Linked DNA regions of Mus musculus: regions 1 and 2 are each linked to region 3. Evidence: chromatin loops called from intact Hi-C (ENCODE). Cell type or tissue: heart. All regions are shown on one strand.

Region 1 (2,500 bases), 140 kb before region 3:
AGAGGTCTTGAATTCAAATCCCAGGAACCACATGGTGGCTCACAATGATCTATAATGGGATCCAATGCCCTCTTCTGGTGTGTCTGAAGACAGCGACAGTGTACTCATACACACAAAATAAATAAAATCTTTAAAAAAATCATCCAAAAATCAAAAACGAGATTTTTTAATAAAGTATTTTGACTTGGTTATGTGTGACGTGTTTTATATTTTAAAAATCATTCAATTCATACTTACTGATGCTGAAATGTTTTCATCTTTGACCAGAGAAACCTGCTAATCAAGTTGCTTACTGGTCTTAGAAACTTCCCCAGTTCTGGTTCGCTAGAGAGAGCCTTATAAATCATATTCTTCTCTGCTGGAGAACACTCAGGTTCCAGAAGCCCCACCATGTAGCTAGATTCTCCTAATTCAGTCTTCTGACGGAGCAGTAAGTGTTCTTAACCGCTAAGCCACCTCCAAACTCCCTAGTTCCTACTTTTGTGTCTATCCTATCTTCCCTATATAATATTGGTGGTGGTGTTTGAAGCAGTAGTTAGGTTGGGCATACTGGTGTACTTCATCTAGCTCATGAGTAGTGGAGGCAGGGGAATTCGGAGTTTAAGTCCAGTCTCCCTAAATAGCAATTTCAAAGCCAACATGAGATCTTGTCTCCAAAACCAAATACAAATAACAAAATTATTTTCATTTATTACTCTAAAATTTTCAGAGCATGTATATATATTTAGTATCACTACTACTCTCCCTGCTTTTGGATAAAAGGTAGCATACTTGGTGTAGTTGGTTTTATTTACTTATTTATTTTTTTAACTTATCAATAGATTGTAGAAGTTACTCCAGTTATGAATAGAAGGCTCATTTATGGCAGTAGCATACCAATGCTTTACAGTACTATAAGCTTTCCCACTAATCCTCTATTCTGAAATCTGGGAGGTGATTTTTCAATGTTTTGCTATTACATATCGTGTTGTGACGAATATTCGTGCACACCCCTACAAATTTTTACTGCCATACCTTTGGGATGTCTTACAAAGTGGGCCGGCAGAATCAAAGAGTGAGCGAGCCTATGGAAGCCTCCCAAATAAGGTGCTCTTTATTTCTGCAGTACAGAGAGGGAAGAAAACCGAGATAGGCGCTCAAGATTACTTAGCGGGTTACGAAAGAGGTGGGAGCCAAATTCGGACGCAAGTGTCTCTCGGTCAAGAAGAGAATTCAAGGGGGCGAGGCAGAGGTTCGCTAAACCATCGTCCTTGTTCTTCCGGTCCCCTCCCCTACAAGTTCTTTCTCTGAACCCTAGCCCCAGGACTTCTCACACTTTCCAACACCGCCCACTTAGTTCTTAACTCAGGGACCTTCCTGAGCTCATACTTAACCCAGGTTGTTAAAACCCAGGGTCCAAGAGAGGGCTTTGCGCATGAGCAGAGCCTGCTTTCCGCGAAGGAGTCGGCCCGCCCCCAGAGGCGGGGCTGGTGTGGCGTCATCACTCCGCGCCGCTTCCAGGCGCCTCAAGGTCGCTTTGCGGAGCGGGAGGGGCAGGTCAGTGACCGGTCCTGTGTAGGCTCGTCGGCAACATGTCAGGGTACACGCCGGATGAGAAGCTGCGGCTGCAGCAGCTGCGGGAGCTAAGGAGACGATGGCTGAAGGACCAGGAGCTGAGTCCCCGGGAGCCCGTGTTGCCCCCGCGCAGGATGTGGCCCCTGGAGCGATTCTGGGATAACTTTTTGCGGGACGGGGCCGTGTGGAAGAACATGGTGAGTGATGAGCCACACGGGTGTCCGGGTTCCCACCCCGGGTCGCAGCCTGGCCAAGCCTCCCAGCCCACTCCTCTCAGTTCCATCAAGGCCCAACCCTGTCCAGAGCCCGCATACCCGGGAGGGCCCCAAGGGACAATCAGTCCAGGGGCTCAGGTTTAGCGGAGACGCTGTCAGGTCGCTATTGTTCAGGGCTGGGGTCTGGAGTCCAGGAGCAGGTGGCTGTCAGGTGTACTGAGAAGTCGGGTCTTAGGTTTTACAAGACGCTCGCCGCACATGCAGTTCTTTCGAGTGTAGATACCTTTTCTCGGGTTAAACTGGTCAGAATTAACTGAGATCACAGGCTGTGATTTCAGTATTTGAGAACACTTACGCGGTGGGTAGGGTTGAGGTGCCAGAGACTGGCCAGCTGGTATAGTACAGCCCCATGGGGTCGCAACAGAAGACAGGGTTCTATTTGGTATGCTTTGTCAGACTCTAAAGCTCCCTTTCTACGCATCACTGTGTACGTTTAACACACTTTTAGTTACTTTTAAATTGCATTCCATGACCTCCAGGCAGAAAAACCGTTCACTCAAGGACTGCTTTTTATTGTAAGGATTCCAGATATTTTCTTGGAGACTGCTATTAAATCACATCAATGATGAGTAGCGAACATTGTGTGGGAATTGCTTTCAGCTCCTTCCAGTAATTGTGGTAGAAGTAGAAGTAGTAGTTGTACAAAGTCTTGGTTGGTTGGTTGGTTTCTT
Region 2 (2,500 bases), 130 kb before region 3:
GCCGGGTCCTTTCCCTGTGTAGCCCGAGCAAGCAGCTACAGGTGGAAAGGCATCACATGCCTCTAACACAGTGCAGCCCAGAGGCAAGCAGGCCTGCAACCCCTGACGTCAGAGGCGGAAAAGCGTGTCCTCCAGGAAGAGGCGGAGCCGAGGGCAGGGCGTGAACGCTCAATTTAGGAATGGGTTCTGGAGTTCCAAGCTGCGAGCCAACAGTCTACCTTCGGCTCGCGGGCCCTGCCATGGTGCGCTCTGGAGCTCCGCTCTGCTCGGTACCTACCAGGGAGTAAGTCCAGTCCAGGCTTCGGCGACTCATCGGCCTCATGGTAAGGGAGCAGCGGGGACGGGGTGGCAAGGGCCCTACAGCCTGCTCGCGGGCGCATTGCACCCCGATGCAGCAGCCATTTTTCAGCGGGACTCTGCGCGCTCCCGCGGGCTTCCGCCCGGAGTTGGAACACATCACGTGATCCGGGCCTAGCCCGCCTTTCAGGCAGCAGAGGGAATAAAAGAGAAAATGTGAAGATCGCGCCTTTTTTGCGCTCACATAGGAATTCCTTAACTGCTTTATCCTGCATTTGCAGTGCGGTATTAATACAAGATAGTGTGCCATCGTGTGCATATAAAAGTTTATTGGAAAATAGTCCACGGTGGAAGAATCAAAGTTGCCGTCCCACACCCACATCGGTTTCCACCAAATGCGGATAGACCTTCATATGTTTATGCTTGACTTAAACATCTTTTACGTAACAAAAACATCGTTGGGAACTGTTAGTTGAGCCGTTCACCAAGAACAAACAGAATATTATCGCTGATGGCTGGAAATCTTTTCAAATATGTTGTACAGGTAGCCCGCATGGTGGATCTGCCGGCCAACAAGTGTTGACGGGCAGTTTGTCGAATGCTTGGGACTGCAGCAAGTTTGAAATACTAAGTCCCGAGAAAGGCAGCTTGGCAGGCCAACTATCAGGATGCTGGTGGTGTGCAGAGTGGAAGCCTGGCCGGCAGAGGCTGGGCCGCTCGGCTTTGGGCGCAGATGTGTCAGATACATTTTTAGTGTAGATTTCCGAGAGTGGAAAGAGGGAAGCGGGCCGCAGGGAGTTATGGCGGGGTAAAAGAAATGCCTGATGGTCAACCCAGCTGAAATAGACGGAAGGACCAGGGTGCTCTGGGAGCTCAGTCCAGTTCCCGTGGCACCATAGAGAATCCTAACAACTTGTTGAAGTTTGTGAGGTTCCACTGATACTGAGGCAGCCTTTCTGCATATTTGGTTGTGATTGTGGAGTTTGTGCTGTGCCCCCCCGCGGTGGGGGCAGGGCAGGGTCCGGGGTCTGTGCCGTAACGTCCCGCCTCCTGCGTGCGGCAGCGGTTTGGCGCATGCGCCCAGAGCTCGGGGGAAGGGGGTGGAGGAGCGGTGTTTTGCTGCGCGGGCTCGGGGGGTTGGTCTCGCCTTCTCTCCGCCTCCAAACTGCCTGTGGGTGATGAACGTTCTACGTCATAGGGGTCGCAGCCGCCGCCACCGGGGTCTCCGCTGTCTCGCGAGGAGGGTGAAGCGCCCCCTCTGGTGCCTGCCGAGGAGGGGAGGCGCCGAAGCCGCCGGGTACGCCTTCGCGGATCCTGCCGCCACCGGCCGAGCTTACTGAGCCGGCGGGAGCTGGCTTCCAACGGCCCAGCGGTTCCTGCCACCGCGTCCTCGGAGGTGAGTCGGCCGGGAACAATGGGTGAGGGGTTCCAGTAGGCCCTGGAGCAGCCCTGTGGTCTGGGCCTTCTTCCACCCGGAGCTCCCAAGGGCTGGGGTCGCCACGCTGCAGGGCACCTGTGGATCGGCACCGGTGGGCAAGCGAGGGGAGTGTCTCCCTGCACTGCCTGAAGGGCTGGAGCGCAACTGAATACGGGATAGAGCTGTGTGTCGGCGCAAAACAGTTGCCACTGTTAGGAAGTGTGACCTTGGTAGGTCCCCAGCCCTGGACCCTGTCTGTGAAATGGGATCAGCATTTCAGTTGGTCGTGTTTATGTAACATGCATGGTGTGGTTGTCTTTCCATCCGAGACAGTAGTTTTGGACTAAGGAAGCTGTTAAGGCTAGAGGAGTTGTGCAGTGCTACACATTGTGGGCAGGGCTTGTATGCCTTGTGACTTTATTACACATCTAGTTAGTGCCCTTTGCTCATGGGCTGCTGATTCTGATTGGTAGACTGGAGAGGGGCAGTTACGGGATTGAAGGCACGGAGATTAAGACCGGAACTGGGAAGCAGCAGTTCTACTGGGCACCGTCCTATGTTAAAGTGGAGAAAGAAGGAAAAAACGTATGTGTCTTAAGAGTTGAGCTAGTACAGGGTAGAGTGTTTCGTTTGAGAGGATTTGAGGGTTTGGAAATAGATGGAATGCAAAGTGCAGGGCTCTTCAGTCAGTCACACTCAATGCGTATCTAGAAGGAGAGGCTTTCACGGGGCTAGCTTCCAAGCAACCCTCACCCCTTTTATTTTGGGGCAGGGACTTTTGTAGCC
Region 3 (2,500 bases):
CCAACTGTGGGGATCTCGTATTCCGTTGGAAAGTGAGGTCCAGAGTGCTCCTGGGTATCAGAGGTTAACTCCTCCACGGTGCGGAATGGAAGAACCATAAATAAAGTGGCAAACCCAGTGAACTATGCCTCCTAAGCACTGGCTACTTCGGTGGTTCTAAAGTATGCTGCAGAGAAACACAGGCGCAGGTGTTTGGACGGTCAAAACCACTCTTTAAGCAATACAATGTTACATTTTCACCAATATACTTAAAAGTCTTCAGAAGCTACATGACCTGTCATACTGCAACAGGCTGAGTGTCTTCTAAGCAGAGATTTGCAGGAAGGTTAAAGAATGCCATTCTTAATAACAGTGTTTTGGAAACTACAGAATCGGTCTATCTGAATTAAGTATATTAAGTGTCTATACGCTGTATTTATACACTGCAAAAATCAATAGGTACAATCTATATAACAAAGGTTCTTTAGGCGCGCTGCCGGTCCTAAATGCAAAAGTTCGGCAACTTCTGCTGGGAGGCTGTCATGCGTGCTGCAGGGAGATCTGCGGTTCTAGTGCACTGGGCTGGCCAGAGTGGTACAGTCCCGTTCTCCTTGGGTTTCTCAATCAATCACCTTGGACTCTATGCCCTTCCACTGAGGGGGCTCTTACCCTCACCCCGCCTGCCTTCGCCCCGTGCTGGGGACTCCAATCTGCCGGGCACAATCGTTCCTTTCTATCCCGTGGGCTGGGCCTGGCACAATGACACCCCGGCGGTGCGGCCCTCACACCAAGGCGAGAACTCCCGGGGCGCCGAGTAGAGCCACTCCCAGTCCAGAGCGACGCAGGCTGGGGAGCGAGTAGAGAGGTCACCCCAGGAGCCAGCTCCACCGCCTCCCCGCAGCTCTCCCCGTGTCCTCGGGTCTGCACCCGTGGGAAAGGCCTGCACGGACGCCCCGGGGCCGCGTGGTACTCACCGCTCACAGTGCAGTTCCCGGAGCACACAGGCGGGTGCTAGCAATGTCCCAGGCCGACTCCGCGCTCCTCCCACTGAGCGGTCCTCCGGACGCTCCGGCAGCGAGGCGGGACCGGTGGAGAGCGGGCCGGAACCAGCTGCTGCGGGAGAGGGGCGGGGCCCGGGCCTCACTCCGCCCCCCGAGGGGCGGAGCCTGGGCACCTCCTCCCTCTAGAAGCTGCAAGCGATGGCTGAAGCTTGCAGTCTAGTCCGGGTGCGCCCTCCCTTCGGAACCTTCCGATCTTGGCAGATGGGCGGAGTCTAGGGCCTATTCCGCCCCAAGGCCCAGATCTGACTTGAGGTTGCGGCCAAGGGGCAGAGCTTGGGAACACCTCTTCTTTCCAGAGCCTGAAGGCAGACCATACCGAGGGACGAGTCCCAGGCCCCTACATGGCCAGGTTTAGGGGCTGGGCACCGTCCCACCCCTAGAACAAGAGACTCGTGGCCACGGACGGGGGCGGAGCCTAGGACCTGCTCCACCCCTCTGTACCTCCTAGGCCCGAAGGCCCGAAGCTGAAGGCTATTGATCTTCGTGGCTCCTCCCCATAGGCGGGAGAAACTGGGCCCCGAGGCTGCATCTAGCTTTGCTAGTGGCTCAGTCCCAGGAAGTGTAGAGCCGATTTCTAGGCTTTTCCTCTTTTGGAGCGTGGAGAAGGCTGACTGTCCCTCACGAGGGGCAGAGTGTGACATGTAACTGCCTGACTAACGTAGGGAGCCTTAGGATTTCTGTTGCTGCGATGAAACGCCATGACCAAAAAGCAAGCTGAGGAGAAAGGGGTTTATTTGGCTTACACTTCCAATTCACTGGAGGAAGTCAGGACAGGAACACAAGCAGGGCTAGAACCTGGAAGCAAGCACTGATGCAGAGGCCGTGGGGGTGATGCTTAATGCCTTGCTTCCATGCCTTGCTCAGCCTGCTTTATCATAGAACTCAGGACTACCAGCCTAGGTGAGACCACTCACCATGGGCTGGGCCCTCTCCCATTGAGAAAATGGTGAGAAAATGCCTTACAGCTGGATCTCATGGAGGCATTTTCTCAACTGAGACTCCTTCCTCTCTGATGACTAATTTGTGTCAAGTTGGCACACAAAACGCCACCTTTCTTTTAAATGCTGGGTGGTAAGTACGTTTTCTGAGTGCCTCTTCCAGTGTCCCCCACCTCCTCCACCTTGCCCTTCACTTCCTATTCCTACCCCAACTACTGTTTTGTTTTAGATTTCTTCCCGAGGGTTTAGTTGTTTGGGGTTTTTGGTTTGATTTTTGAGTCAGATACTCATGGGCCCCAGGCAGGCTTAGAGCTCATTGTTTGGTGGAACTCCCCAGACCTTGGACTCCCTACATCTACCTTTAAAGTGCCGGGACTGCAGGTTCTGTCCCACCACACCCAGCTCTTATAAAAGGCAGTTTCTCCGTTATTACTAGCTCAAAGCACAGGAAGTATACATCAGGAGCACACTTCAACATGTCTGTAGCTTACACAGAATGCAAACTTTCTATATATAAAACTT

The links. A loop is a pair of places that touch in the nucleus more often than their neighbours do. Peaks named below come from ENCODE experiments on the same cell type or tissue, not always from the same donor. Only the 100,000 strongest peaks of a DNase experiment are listed, where the experiment ranks them.
Region 1: a loop joins it to region 3, with 4 times the contacts of the local background. A loop is called at or near these places in 33 of 42 quality-filtered maps.
Region 2: a loop joins it to region 3, with 3 times the contacts of the local background. A loop is called at or near these places in 13 of 42 quality-filtered maps.

Annotation. Positions count from the first base shown.
Region 1 is chr4:40,278,409-40,280,908 of GRCm38, reverse strand. Ndufb6 (NADH:ubiquinone oxidoreductase subunit B6) reads left to right here and starts at 1,488. Exons shown (of 4, transcript NM_001033305.3): 1 at 1,488-1,751. The coding sequence starts at 1,572. In heart, no CTCF peak of the experiment used is centred here; a DNase peak (open chromatin) is centred at 1,468; H3K4me3 peaks cover 1,801 bases; H3K27ac peaks cover 1,441 bases.
Region 2 is chr4:40,267,497-40,269,996 of GRCm38, reverse strand. It overlaps Topors (topoisomerase I binding, arginine/serine-rich), which reads left to right and starts at 156. Exons shown (of 3, transcript NM_134097.3): 1 at 156-323; 2 at 1,496-1,693. The coding sequence starts at 321. Smim27 (small integral membrane protein 27) reads right to left here and starts at 418. Exons shown (of 2, transcript NM_001349093.1): 1 at 278-418. The coding sequence starts at 322. In heart, a CTCF peak has its summit at 1,553; DNase peaks (open chromatin) are centred at 156 and 1,396; H3K4me3 peaks cover 2,500 bases; H3K27ac peaks cover 2,410 bases.
Region 3 is chr4:40,141,995-40,144,494 of GRCm38, reverse strand. Aco1 (aconitase 1) reads right to left here and starts at 1,230. Exons shown (of 21, transcript NM_007386.2): 1 at 954-1,230. In heart, no CTCF peak of the experiment used is centred here; DNase peaks (open chromatin) are centred at 1,294 and 1,484; H3K4me3 peaks cover 2,197 bases; H3K27ac peaks cover 2,005 bases.